Linked DNA regions of Homo sapiens: regions 2 and 3 are each linked to region 1. A link is a contact called in ENCODE Hi-C or POLR2A ChIA-PET data. All regions are on one chromosome and are shown on one strand. Each heading gives the region's core, a stretch centred on a gene start or an enhancer-like site at or near the end of the contact. The rest is flanking DNA. Distances are from core to core; before and after follow the strand shown.

The links. A loop is a pair of places that touch in the nucleus more often than their neighbours do. ChIA-PET counts read pairs that join two places held with the same protein, here RNA polymerase II (POLR2A). Pooled maps may share reads with other maps.
Region 2: a loop to region 1 is called in a pooled map, with 5 times the contacts of the local background. The contact joins two enhancer-like sites. A Hi-C loop is called at or near these places in 1 of 168 maps with a recorded cell type or tissue (PC-9), 1 of 37 single-sample maps with no recorded cell type and 9 of 50 pooled maps. POLR2A ChIA-PET finds 5 or more read pairs at or near these places in 4 of 52 experiments (CD4-positive, alpha-beta memory T cell, activated naive CD4-positive, alpha-beta T cell and naive thymus-derived CD8-positive, alpha-beta T cell).
Region 3: a loop to region 1 is called in a pooled map, with 7 times the contacts of the local background. The contact joins two enhancer-like sites. A Hi-C loop is called at or near these places in 2 of 37 single-sample maps with no recorded cell type and 9 of 50 pooled maps. POLR2A ChIA-PET finds 5 or more read pairs at or near these places in 1 of 52 experiments (activated CD4-positive, alpha-beta memory T cell).

What each region holds. Positions count from the first base shown.
Region 1 is chr6:89,833,368-89,837,697 of GRCh38, reverse strand. All of the region lies in intron 1 of CASP8AP2 (caspase 8 associated protein 2), which reads right to left. Among named protein-coding and RNA genes, the nearest start is that of CASP8AP2, 5.7 kb to the right of the region's middle. Within about 2 kb of position 2,382, at least 6 of the 41 ENCODE cell types and tissues checked have a DNase peak (open chromatin) inside an H3K27ac peak, as active enhancers do.
Region 2 is chr6:90,409,448-90,413,777 of GRCh38, reverse strand. No RefSeq gene overlaps it. Among named protein-coding and RNA genes, the nearest start is that of MIR4464, 99 kb to the right of the region's middle. RefSeq lists enhancers at 1-18, 19-960, 1,982-2,341. Within about 2 kb of position 2,322, at least 5 of the 41 ENCODE cell types and tissues checked have a DNase peak (open chromatin) inside an H3K27ac peak, as active enhancers do.
Region 3 is chr6:89,296,643-89,300,972 of GRCh38, reverse strand. It overlaps GABRR2 (gamma-aminobutyric acid type A receptor subunit rho2), which reads left to right. Exons shown (of 9, transcript NM_002043.5): 2 at 1,108-1,214. Among named protein-coding and RNA genes, the nearest start is that of GABRR2, 16 kb to the left of the region's middle. RefSeq lists enhancers at 2,254-2,323, 2,750-3,059, 2,445-3,644. Within about 2 kb of position 2,037, at least 17 of the 41 ENCODE cell types and tissues checked have a DNase peak (open chromatin) inside an H3K27ac peak, as active enhancers do.

The DNA.
Region 1 (4,330 bases), core at 1,133-3,632:
TGGGCTGGGCACGGTGGCTTACGCCTGTAATCCCAGCACTTTGGGAGGCTGAGGCAGGCGGATCACGAGGTCAGGAGATCGAGACCATCCATCCTGGCTAACACGGTGAAACCCCATCTCTACTAAAAATACAAAAACAAAATTAGCCGGGTGTGGTGGTGGGCGCCTGTAGTTCCCGCTACTTGGGAGGCTGAGGCGGGAGAATGGCATGAACCTGGGAGGCGGAGGTTGCAGTGAGCTGAGATTGTGCCACTGCACTCCAGCCTGGGCGACAGAGCCAGACTCTGTCTCAAACAAACAAAAACAAACAAACAAAAAAACAATTAGTGGCCAAGTATGGTAGCTCATGCCTAAATCCCAGCACTTTGGGAAGCCTAGGCAGGCGGGCAGATTTGAAGTCAGGAGTTCAAGACCAGTCTGGCTAACACGGTAAAACCCTGTCTCTACTAAAAATAAAAAAAATTAGCCAGGTATGCTGACGCACACCAGTAATCTCAGCTACTTAGGAGGCTCAGGCACAAGAATTGCTTGAGCGTGGGGAAGGCGGAGGTTGAAGTGAGCCGAGATTGTCACACTGCACTCCAGCCTGGGCAACAGAGCAAGACTGTCTCAAAAAAAAAAAAATTAGTGGCTGGGTGCCAGGGCTCAGTGGTTCACACCTGTAATCCCAGCACTTTGTGGGCCCAGCACTTTGTGGGGAGGCCGAGGTGGGTGGATCACTTCAGGCCAGGAGTTCGAGACCAGCCCAGGCAACATGGCGAAATCCCATCTCTACAAAAAATACAAAAATTAGCCAGGCGTGGTGACACACTCCTATAGTCCCAACCATACTTAGGAGGCTGAGGTGGGAGGATTGCTTAAGCACAACCAGGAAGCAGAGATTGCTGTGAGCAAAGATCAAGTCACTGCACTCCAGCCTGAGTGACAGAATGAGACCTTGTCTCAAAACAGACAAACAAACAAATGCTAACATTAATAAACACATTCCTGTAGGTACAAACTCACCAAGTCCAAAACAAGAGATCATCTTTCCATCCATATCTGCTCACCTCCTCATTTCTCTAATTTCTTGGAGTAGCACTAACATTCCCTAACAGACTACTGATTTACTGATGCTACCTCTGAAATATTTCTCCCATTTATTCCCATTCTTGCCATTTCGATTTGTTTCAGGACCCCACTATAGCTACCTAATTATTTCCCCACTCCAAATACATGCTACGCACAACTACTGGGTTAGTTCTACCGCAATCCTGCTCAAAAACTTTCCGTTACTTCCCAATTTCTATAAAGTACAAATTCCTTATCCTGACTGGGTGCAGTGGCTCATGCCTATAATCCCAGCACTTTGGGAGGCCAAGGCAGGTGGATTACGAGGTCAAGAGATCGAGACCATCGTGGCCAACATGGTGAAACCCTACCTCTATTAAAAATACAAAAAAATTAGCTGGGCATGGTGGTGCATGTCTGTAGTCCCAACTGCTGGAGGCTGAGGCAGGAGAATTGCTTGAACCCAGGAAGGGGAGGTTGCAGTGAGCCGAGGTTGTGCCACACAGCTAGACTCCATTAAAAAAAAAAAAAAACTTCCTTATCCTGACATAGACTGACACCTACCATTCTAGCTCCATTATTCACTATCTCAAGGTTTCCAAAATCCCAAGGTTCAATTAAATTAGGCTCACATTGGCGAACACTTCTTGACACGATCTCCCCACATCTGTTCCCCACCACATCTGTCTATAAGTTCACAATCAAGTATGGGTGTGAACACCTACAGAATAGAACATGGGAAGGCAAGATCAGAATGTGAGAATAAAGTTTAGGAAGTCACAGGCCCCGAGGCTGCAGTGAGCCAAGATCGTGCCACTGCACTCCAGCCTAGGTGACAGTGAGACTCTCTCAAAAAAAAAAAAATAAAGGTCAGGGGATGTATTATGTGATTAAGATACTTGGATTCCATCCAGAAGGGAATGGGGGAACCAGTGAAGGTTTTTAAAGTAGGGCAATATAATGATCAAATCTGCATCTTAGATGTTTAACTCTGGCAAGAGTCTGGAAAATATGAGTGGGAAGGGAGATAGAAAAGGCTACCAAAACAAAGCAGAAGACAACGAGGTGTCACTGTAAGTTCTTAGTAGTGGAAATAAAAATAAGAAACAGATCTTGGCTGGGCACGGTGGTTCATGCCTGTAATCCCAACATTCTGGGAGGCTGAGGCAGGAGGACTTCTTATGCCCAGGAGTTCAAGACCAGCCTGGGCAACACAGTGAGACTCCATATCTACAAAAAAAAGAAAAGTTAGCTGGGTGTGGTGGCACATGCTTCCGGAGGCTGCAGTGAGCTGTGATTGCACTGCTGCACTCCAGCCTGGGTCAAAGAGCGAGACTGTCTCAAAACCAAACCAAAAAACCCACAAAACACTAAAAACAGATCTGAGAGGTAGTCAACAAGATTTAATGGAAAGTGTATTCAAATGGACAGTCTTCCCCCATTTCAAATTGTTCTTCAAACCTCAGCATGAGTTGTCTTTTAAAAATGCAAACATGATCGTGTTCCCAACTCTGCTTAAACACTTCAGTGCTTAGGCTGGATGTGGTGGCTCACGCCTGTAATCCTAGCACTTTGGGAGGCTGAGGCAGGCGATCACCTGAGGTGGGTGATCATCTGAGGTCAGGAGATCACCTGAGGTCAGGAGTTCGAGACCAGCCTACGTCATCTCTACTAAAAATACGAAAATTAGCCAGCCGTGGTGGCGCATGCCTATAATTCCAGCTACCTGGAAGGCTGAGGCAGGAGAATTTCTGGAAGCTGGGAGGCGGAGGCTGCAGTTAGCCGAGATCACGCCACTGCACTCCAGTCTGGGGGACAGGAGACTTCGTCTCAAAAGAAAAAAAACAAAAAACAAAAAAAACCCCACCAAAAAGCCCTTCAGTGCTTCCTGCTGATTTCAGGATAAAAAACAAATTTTGAGGCCAGGCGCAGTGGCTCACGCCTGTAATCCCAGCACTTTGGAAAGCCGAGGTGGGCAGATCAACTTTGTTCAGGAGTTCGAGACCAGCCTGGCCAACACGGTGAAACGCCATCTCTACTAAAAATACAAAAATTGGCCAGACATGGTGGCACACACCTGTAATCCCAGCTACTTGGGAGGGTGAGGCAGGAGAATCACTTGAACCTGAAAGGAGGAGGTTGCAGTGAGCCGAGATCATGCCACTGAACTCCAGCCTGGGCAACAAAGAGAGACTCCATCTCAAAAAAAAAAGGAAATATGCACTTTTTTTTTTGAGACAGAGTCTCACTCTGTCACCCAGGCTGGAGGGCAGCGGCACAATCTCTGCTCACTGCAACCTCTGCCCTCCGAGTTCAAGCGATTCTCCTGCCTCAGCCTCCTCAGTAGCTGGGATTACAGGGGCCTGCTGCCGCGCCCAGCTAATTTTTTGTATTTTTAGTAGAGACAGGGTTTCACCATCTTGGCCAGGCTGGTCTTGAACTCCTGACCTTATGATCCACCCGCCTCGGCCTCCCAAAGTGCTGGGATCACAGGCGTGCACTACCGCACCCAGCCCTATATATACACTTTTAATGTGTAACTTTTGTATGCTGAATGGTACTTTTTTTTTTTTTTTGCTTTTGAGGGAATTAATAAGATATAATTAATTGTGTCTTAACTTTTGAAAGAAATTTTTAGATGGAGGCAACTGGGATGTTTGTGATAATAGATAAGAAAGACACCACTGACCTGTAGTTAAATTGGTTTGAATTGCAGATATTCATTATTGAATTTATTCCTGTTTTCTCATACTTTAGAAAAGACACCTGAACAATAAATGAATCCTGGATAGTGTACTGTCCTTCAAACAATGAAGTGATATTAATACTTGCCTGCAGGAGATGCATACTACAGGAGAGAACCCTTAGACTATGTCAGGCCACACTATGAACCTCCCCCCACCTGCCTTTTTTCTCCTTTATGTTTCTGTTACCGTACTAACATTGTGGATTAACGACACTGAAATTCTGCATAATGTGAACAGGATAAACTATTTATAAATCGAAAAAAAAAAAAACAACACAGGGCTTCTGCAGGGAATATTCTTTCCTCAATATTCTACTTTCACTTAGCTCTTCTTTGATATTTTGCTTAAGCCATTTTGAGTCTCCCCTGTCCACCCTCTCTTCCCACTAAGTCAGGCCCTCTGTTATATACTCTTACCCCATTGTGTCCTTTCCCTACATGACCTCTTCTTGAAGTTCATGATTCCATTTTTGTGGGATTCCTGGAGAAATGTCCATCTCACCCAATGGACCACCCAATGGTTCTCCATAAAGA
Region 2 (4,330 bases), core at 1,073-3,572, 580 kb before region 1:
TGGATGTGCTTGTTTGTTTCTGGTAGCCATTCAGAAACCCATCGCAGGGAATCCTCTCCAGTCCCTCTCCCAGGAGCGGGAACAGGAATTCTACAGCCTCATCATCCTTCCCTCTGGCACCAAAGGCCCTGGGCATACACCACGAATCCCCGTCCCGCACTCTGGGTCCCAGCCCTCGTGGGCTGCGTGGTCACTGGGCTTTCACTCAGGAGGGTTCCAGTTTTGCTGGAAAGCAGCTCTATGGAAAAAGCTTCCCCTTTCCTGGGGCAAGGCATTGCCCTGCTGGGGTTGGCACAATAACAGGAGGAGTGGGGGGCGGGGGGGTGCCACGCATGGCAAAGAGGAGTCGGCACAACCAAAGACGCCCGGTCACTCTGATGATGTCAACTGTCTGGCTCTGAGATGGGATAAATGAGGTGACCCTCCACACTCCAGGGACTTCAGCAAAGCTGTTCCTAGTTCCATGGAGGCGAATGAGACTGAATGGCAGGACAAGGAGCCCCTCAGTGTGGGGTGAAGAGATGAGAAGTCTCAGACAAGAGGCTTCCTGAGGAGCCTGGGTCAAGGGCACTGTGATGGGGCATTCTTGGTGGAACAGGTGTATCAGTGCCCCTCCCCCGCAGATGGATGCCCATGCACTGCAGTGGGTAGCTGGAGTCTTCAGTTAAGAAGCTGCCCAGCACAGAACTGGGTCCCCCTTCATGCCATAGTCTGCTTCCTCCCTGACCTGTGGAGAAGGAGCCTCTTTCCACTGCCATCCCAGACAGTCAGGCACAGCTCTTACAGCTCTAGTCACCAATGAAGAGCAGAGGCCTGGCCCCACATTCACACTTGGCTCCTTGTCCTGGGCTCCTGGAGTGAGCTCAGTTCTGTTCTCAGCTCAGCTCCTGCTGCCAGCTCAGAATCTCTGTGTCCTGAGGGGCCACAGGTTTCCCAGGCCCTCCCCATGATACTGAGCCTCCTCACTCTGTTCCTGGCCTACAGAGATTTCCATGTCCTCTTTCTTTCCTTCTTTCCTTTCTTCCTTTCCTTCTTCCCCCAATCCCACCTTCCTTTTTTCCTTTCCTTTCCTTTCCTTTCCTTCTTTCTTTCTCCTTTTTTAATCATGGTTTTCCTCTAAAGAAGTGTTTCTAAAACCCACGCCCACCCTTCCACATCTAGCTCAGTTCCTTGGTTCAAGGTTTTTCTCCCTGGGCCCATTATCAGTTTCCTAACAATTTGCCATTTCCCACCTCTGCTCTCTCAAATCTGTTAGGGAACGACTGCCAAGTGCAGTCTTCTCCAAAAGTGGTTCTGCTCATTGCATGTCCCTACTTAAATGCCCTTGATGACCCCCATTAAAGACATTACTATTTAAGCTGTGTTGAGGATCCCCAAGTGGAGGTATGTAAGTGAAATATCAATCCAGAGTTCTAATTTGTGCAATTTTTCTCTCTGGGCAAATGCACTTGGCCCACCAGGGTCCAAGTTGCAGAAAAGTCTTAAGAGACTGAGTACAAGATAGGAGATAAATGAACAGGTGTTGGCTTTTGGCCACCAAGCCTGAGAACCCTTAACCCAAGTGACCATTCCTAGGTGAGGTGCTGGGGGAAAAGAATGTATTCCCAGGGGTCAGAGATTCAGGATGCACAGGTTTCTTCTAGGAACAAAGGTTGCAGGATATTTGACTATAATATAGTGCAGAGTCACCTAAATTGTCTTCCATCTAAAATCCCTCAAACCTACCATCCCTTTTAGTGCCAGCTTTCTGGGCTAAAAACTGAAGGGATGAGCAGGGTGTGGTGGCACATGCTTGTAATCCAGCCACTTGGGAGGCTGAGGTGGGAGGATCACTTGAGCCCAGAAGTTTGAGTCCAACCTAGGCAACATAGTGAGTGAGACCCTGTCTCTAAAGTATATATATATATATATATATTTAAGTAAAGGGATAAGAAAGTCAAGTGAAAGATGAGAAACATCCAAGCTGCTCTCGTAGAGGTGATTGTCAGACCCCGGGCGTTCCTTTGCCGCAGTCAGCAAGAAGACAGAGTAGTCCAATTCTCAGCAGCCGGAAGGTGCCTCAGCACCACAAGCCAGGCCCCTGAGTCAGAGGAAAGACCAAGGCTGAAAGGAGAGAGAAGAATGCGTTTGCTGTAGAGTTCACCTGTGAAGCACGCCAGGGAGCCCTTATATGGAAAGGCAAGATTATAGGGAGGCGCTTTTCTAGATGTCAGTTTCATTCTAGTGACAGCTATCCCTCATTTACATATTCAGGCCGATAACCTAAGGGAAGGTAAATTACAGCTGACTCATTTGTAAATTGAACAGAGAAAGTCCCTTCTCCTTAGCCAGCACTCACATTTGGCCCCTAGCCATCAGACCAAGCATGAACTGTTCACCTCTTGGTGAACACACCCTAAACATCTCTGCCATTGCACTTTTGCTCATGCTATAGTCAGCTGGGTGCCCTCCCTTCCTCCACTTCTCTGGCCTTCATTTTAAAAATATCACCCATCCTTCAGGACCCAAGTGAAATGCTACTTTGGACATGAAGCTTTCCGTGATTGTTTCGTCCTAAATGATTTTCCTCTCCTGGGTTCACGTGGCCCTTTCAACTTGCATTTTGTTCATTTTGTTTTCCACCACATCCTACTTTGTGATGGAGCTATTTGTGTGGGTCTGAGGGCACCAGTGACTTCCAAGTGGCTAATCCCTGTCCTTATCTTTCTTGGTGTCTTAAAGGTATTTCTTTCTTTTTTTTCTTTCTTTCTTTCTTTTTTTTTTTTTTTTTTTTTTTTGAGACGGAGCCTCACTCTGTCACCCAGGCTGGAGTGCAGTGGTGTGATCTTGGCTCACTGCAACCTCTGCCACCCAGATTCAAGTGATTCTCCTGCCTCAGCCTCCCGAGCAGCAGGGATTACAGGCGCCTGCCGCCACAGCTAATTTTTGTATTTTTAGTAGAGATGGGGTTTCACCATCTTGGCCAGGCTGGCCTTGAACTCCTGACCTCATGATCCACCACCTCAGCCTCCCAAAGTGCTGGGATTACAGGCATGAGCCACTGCACCCAGCCTTAACGGTATTTCATACTCTTAAATATACTTTCCCTCTTAAAATTCTTATCACTTCGGCATCTGTATAGACATCTGGGATCTTGCCTGCCTGGCTTCTTCTCAGTTTCTTCAGGTAACAGCACCCTGATTTTCTTTTGAGGAACCATTCCTTTCCCAACTTTCAGTCTATGTGAAGTGTGGGTAGAGCTGATGTCAACCTCTAGCTCAGAGATGGGCATCTAGCCTAAGCTAGGCTAACAATAGTCACACCTGGTGTGGTTGCTGGAACCAATCGAAGAAGGACATTTCTTTACTTTGGGTAGGATGTAAACCTGAAGCCTCTGCTGGTGACCCTATCAGGCCACCACATGGGAATATCCACCTGGCAAAGAAGCCCATCCAGAAGGAGACAGAACTGAGAGATGGGGGGAGAGGCTGTTTCCCAAGGAGCTGGATGTTTGAGCTCTTGAACCCAGGCATATCTGACCAGTCCTGATTTCAGGCTATAGGAGCCAATAAATTATTCTTTTTTTGGTTACATCAATTGAAGATGGATTTCAGTAATATGCATTTGAAAGATTCCTAATTCAGCCTCTAGTATACTACACTCTTCTGCCTTTCCACCTACCTAGCTGTTCCTCCTCAATCTCCTCTGCAGACAAATCCCCCTCTCCTCAGACTTTAAAGGTCATAATCCATCAAAGACTGGTCCTAGTCTCCCTTGTTTTCCTGCTCTTTATATCTCCCTTGGCAATTCCAACCACCCATGATTTCAATCACCATCTCAAAATTCACAGCTAATTTAACCCAGGTCTCTCTAAATATGTACATGCATCTGCCGACTCAGCATGTATACTTGAATGGCTCCCCAAACAGCTCTCCTGTGTTCCTAGCATAGCAAAAAACCTGGAGTCATCTAACCTGTTCTCCAAACTTTAGCCATTAATGTAAATTAGATCATTTCTTTTCTGCCCATATCCTTCCAAAACTTTCCCAGTGGTAGTAGCAGCACAGACCCCAAGGCCCTGCTCAATGTAGTTCCTGCCCACTTCACCTCTCAGGGCTCTTCTCCTTGCTCCCTGAGCTCAGTCACTCTGGCCTCTTATTACTTCTTGGAAGGTCGTGTGCTCTCTTCCACCTGAGGGCCTTTGCACTCATTCTTCTCTTTGCCTGGAACTCCCTCTGCCATCTTCACCTAGTTCACCGCAAATCATCCTCAGATCTCAGCTAGAAGGCCCAAGAAGCCTTGCCTTACTCTTCTAGACTAGATCAGGCCACCATTACATACTCTCATAACA
Region 3 (4,330 bases), core at 788-3,287, 540 kb after region 1:
TGTTCATCAAGGATATTGGCCTAAAGCTTTCTTTTGTGTGTGTGTGTGTTTCTGCCAGGTTTTGGTATCAGGATGATGCTGGCCTCATAGAATGAACTGGGGAGGAGTCCCGCCTCCTCAATTTTTTGGAATAGTTTTAGTAGGAATGGTACCAGTTCTTTGTACATCTGGTAGAATTTGGCTGTGAATATATCAGGTCCTGGGCCTTTTTTTTTTTTTTTTTTTTTGGTTGGTACGCTATTTATTATTGATTCAACTTCAACTTCGGAGCTCATTATTGGTCTATTCAAGGAATCAATTTCTTCCTGGTTCACTATTTGGTTTGGGGTGTGTATGTGTCCAGGAATTTATCCATCTCTTCTAGGTTTTCTAGTTTGTGTACACAGAGTTGTTCATGGTAGTCTCTGATGGTTATTTGTATTTCTGTGGGGTCAGTGGTAACATCCCCTTTGTCATTTCTTTTTGTTTTTTTTTGCGACAGAGTCTCACTCTATCACCCGGGTGGCGCAATCTCCACTCACTGCAACCTGCGTCTCCTTGGTTCAAGTGATTCTTGTGCCCTAGCCTCCTGAGTAGCTGGGACTACAGGTGTGTGCCACCATGCCCAGCTAATTTTTGTATTTTTAGTAGAAATGGGGTTTCACCATGTTGGCTAGGCTGGTCTCAAACTCATGACCTCAAGCAATCTGCCCACCTCAGCTTCCCAAAGTGCTGGGATTACAGGTGTGAGCCACTGCACCTAGCCCCCTTTCTCATTTCTAATTGTGTTTATTTTGATCTTCTCCCTTTTCTTCTTTATTAGTCTAGCTAGCAGCCAATCCAACCATTTTCATCCAATTATAGCCTTTACCAAGGTAGAATGTTGTCCTGCCCAGGAGGGCATCCACTTTCAGAAGGCTCCAGAAGAACCTGGTCCTCAGGTCAGTCTACCTGTGAGGATCTGGCGTGTGTGTGGAGGGTCCTTCAGCCCTCCTTCTCCCCTGGGCCAAGAAGTAGAATGGAGAAAAGGTACCTAACAGGTAGATCTTGCAGGGAGTAATAGCCCAAATCATCTCACTCAATGCATTGAAGAGCCGATGGAAAATAGTTTCTTGCTTGTCTTCACAGTCACTTATATAAGAAGAACCTTGATGTGACCAAGATCCGGAAGGGAAAGCCTCAGCAGCTTCTCAGAGTGGACGAGCACGACTTCAGCATGAGACCCGCCTTCGGAGGTAGGACTGTTCTTCCTTGATGCCAGGTGGGAGGTTGGCCCCAGGGATGTGATGTGCTGCCCTCTCTGGCTCCCTCTGGCACAGCGCTTCCTCAGATGGTGCAATTTTCCCACTCACATAAATCTGACTCCATTTCCTGAGTCCCTAATTTTCCCAAGGAGAAAAGAGCAGGAAGTAGTGGAGAGGGCCGTTGACTAAAGAGGGCCCACCAGTGACTAAGCCATTTACATTCACAAAGGAGACAGGCCCTGCAGCTGCCAACTTTTTTGTCCTACAAATATAAGAGCAGGCAAGGAGAATCAGGACACAAAATAGCTCCTCTGTCATTTTTATAGAGGAAGAGGCCCATGAAGGCAGAGGTGCCCAGGATCCTCAAAAGTCCTAGTGTGGCCCTCCCTCTGCACTATTTTGGCATGTGTGTGTGTCTGGGTGTGAGTGGAATTCTGAACAAGGCATTGCAACTTTGTTGCCATGACTACCTGGGAGTTTGCTGTTTTGATGGAGTCACCTGTTTTCCAGTGCAGCAACAAGAGCTTAACTCATTACAAAGATTTCTTGCACACCTGCCCCCAAAGGTGCTCTGTTAGTCTTGGGGTCAGGGAGGGGAGGCATGGCCAGTGGGTGTCCTTCCCAGGAACTAGAGAAATGCTATGGAGAAGGTGGACAGTGTCTTAGTCAGTTCTGGCTTTCACACAAAACACCATAGATTGGGCAGTTTATAGACAATGGAAACGTATTTCTCATGTTTCCAGGGGCCGGAAGTAAGATCAAGGTGCCAACAGTTTCCATGTGTGCTGAGGGCCCACTTTCTGTTCATAGACGGTGCCTTCTCACTGTAACCTCACATAGTGGGTGGGGCAAGGCAGCTCTCTAGGGCCTCTTTTCTAAGAGCACTAATCCCACTGGTGAGGGCTCCACCCTCAGGATCTCATCACCTTCCAAAGGCCCACTTCCTAGTACCATCCCATTGCGGGTTAGGATTGCAACATACACATTTGTCAGGGACATAAACATTCAGGCCATAGCAGCTGGGAAAGGAATCAGTCATCTGCTCTGACTAGGCAGAGAGTGGGGTAAGAATAGCAGAATGTATGAGATCCCTGGGCCAACTTTCCTCTCCTCTTGGGGAAACTGAGGCACCAAGAATTTCAGTTGATGAACCTTGGCCAAGACAGACCCAGGCGGGCTGGCTTCCCTTTTTCCTTTTTCTCTGCCCTTGATCCTCTAGTAGGTCCTATCATTCTGGGGCAGTAAAAAGGAGTAGCTGTGACCTCCAGGCAGGTCACCAATCCTTTGAGCCTCCATTTGTTTGTTTATAAAATGGGGAGAGTAATCCCCACATATGGGGTTGTTGTCCAGATTAAACAAGATAATGTATGTAAAACCCCTGACAGACATTTGTTCCTGTCCCCTCTGAAAAACCCAGCTGCCAGACCTTCCTCTTGTGTGACTGTTAAGGGATTAAGAAATTAATTTATCCCAGAAGCCTATGCATTTTAAAAGGCCTCAAAGCCTCCCACTAAATTCCCTGAGCTCTGACACCTGCTAAGCAGAAGGAGAAAAGCAGGTGGCAGATTACAGGCCTGTGACTCATCTCCCTTCCAACCGCAACCTGATTGACGCCCACGGAAGGTCAAGAAGAGGCCACCATATTTCTGGTAGCTCTTGGGTTTCCTCGGGGATTCGTCATGGGCAAGCCTGCCAAGGAATTTTACGAAAATAAAGTTATACTAATAAGCAGCTTTAAAATAGCTACATCTGCTCCAGGAAGTCTAAGCAAGGCGTCCCCAAAAGCAAGAAGCTCCACTTTTCTTGCACAGCAACAGTTAAGAGCATAGAGGCGTACAGTGGCTAGGAAACACAATAACCAACAATAACATGCATGACAACTACCACTTTTTTTTTCGAGACGGAGTTTCACTTTGTCACCTAGGCTGGAGTGCAGAGGCGCAATCTCAGCTCACTGCAACCTCTGCCTCTCAGGTTCAAGCGATTCTCCTCCCTCAGCCTCCTGAATAGCTGGGATTGCAGGCATGCACCACCATGCCTAATTCTTTTGTATTTTTAGTAGAGACAGGGTTTCACCATGTTGGCCAGGCTGGTCTTGAACTCCTGACCTCAAGTGATCCACCCACCTCAGCCTCCCAAAGTGCTGGGATTACAGGCGTGTGCCACTGTGCCCAGCCACAACTACCACTTTCATAGGGATTTTTTTTTATGCCAGGCACCATTCTAATCAAGGTACATATATATATGTAATCTTATTTTAATCCTCTCATCAGTTCTACAAAGTAGATACTATTATTGTCCCCAGATGAGGAAACTGAGGCACAGAGAGGTGAAGTAAATGTCCCAGGTCAGCTGAGGTTGGACCCCCCTCCTAGCTGGGTCCCTTTCTTGTCTCCTACTTGCATGTCTTGGCGCAGAGCTGACATATTCATTAGGCGGCATAGGCACACTGCCTGGGGCCCACAACAAAATGTTTTTGCTTTATCTTAAAATAAGAAAAACAAACTTTTAAGCAGAAGTTGTTTTAATATATACTATTAATATGTTCATCATTAAACCAACACAATCATAAAATATGCTTTTTGATATTTTTTTATAGAGGAAGAGGCCCATGAAGCAAAAGTGCCCAGGGTCCTCAAAAGTCATAACGTGGCCGTGCCTCAGTGTGGTCTTTTGTGGGTGTGCACCGAGTGTGGGTGCTATTCCGAACAATGTGTTGTACCTTTTTACCCAAGGCTAGTGATGCTATCAGGAGCCTGGGCCATCACCTGGTCAGTACCTTCAGTATGTAGAAGAAGAGCCTGGGGTCCAAGGAGTTAGGTGATGGCCACCGAACAGCCAGAGGCAGAACTTAGGTTTCTTTTGTGACATCAGCTGCAAAAGCGAAAGCCTTATGAAAATGCTCCCACCAGGAGCTAGCTCTTGGAACGGCAGATGAAATCCTGCCATGTTCCCAGAAACCCTGACTCTGAGCAGAATGCTGCAACACGCCACAGTCCCCATCACGCTGCTCCTTCCTCAAGCCAGTTCCAGGAGGAAAGTGGACTCCTTGTGGTGTGACCACTGCATCTGCTGGGCCCTTCTGTGGGGCCCTCCAGAGCGTAGAG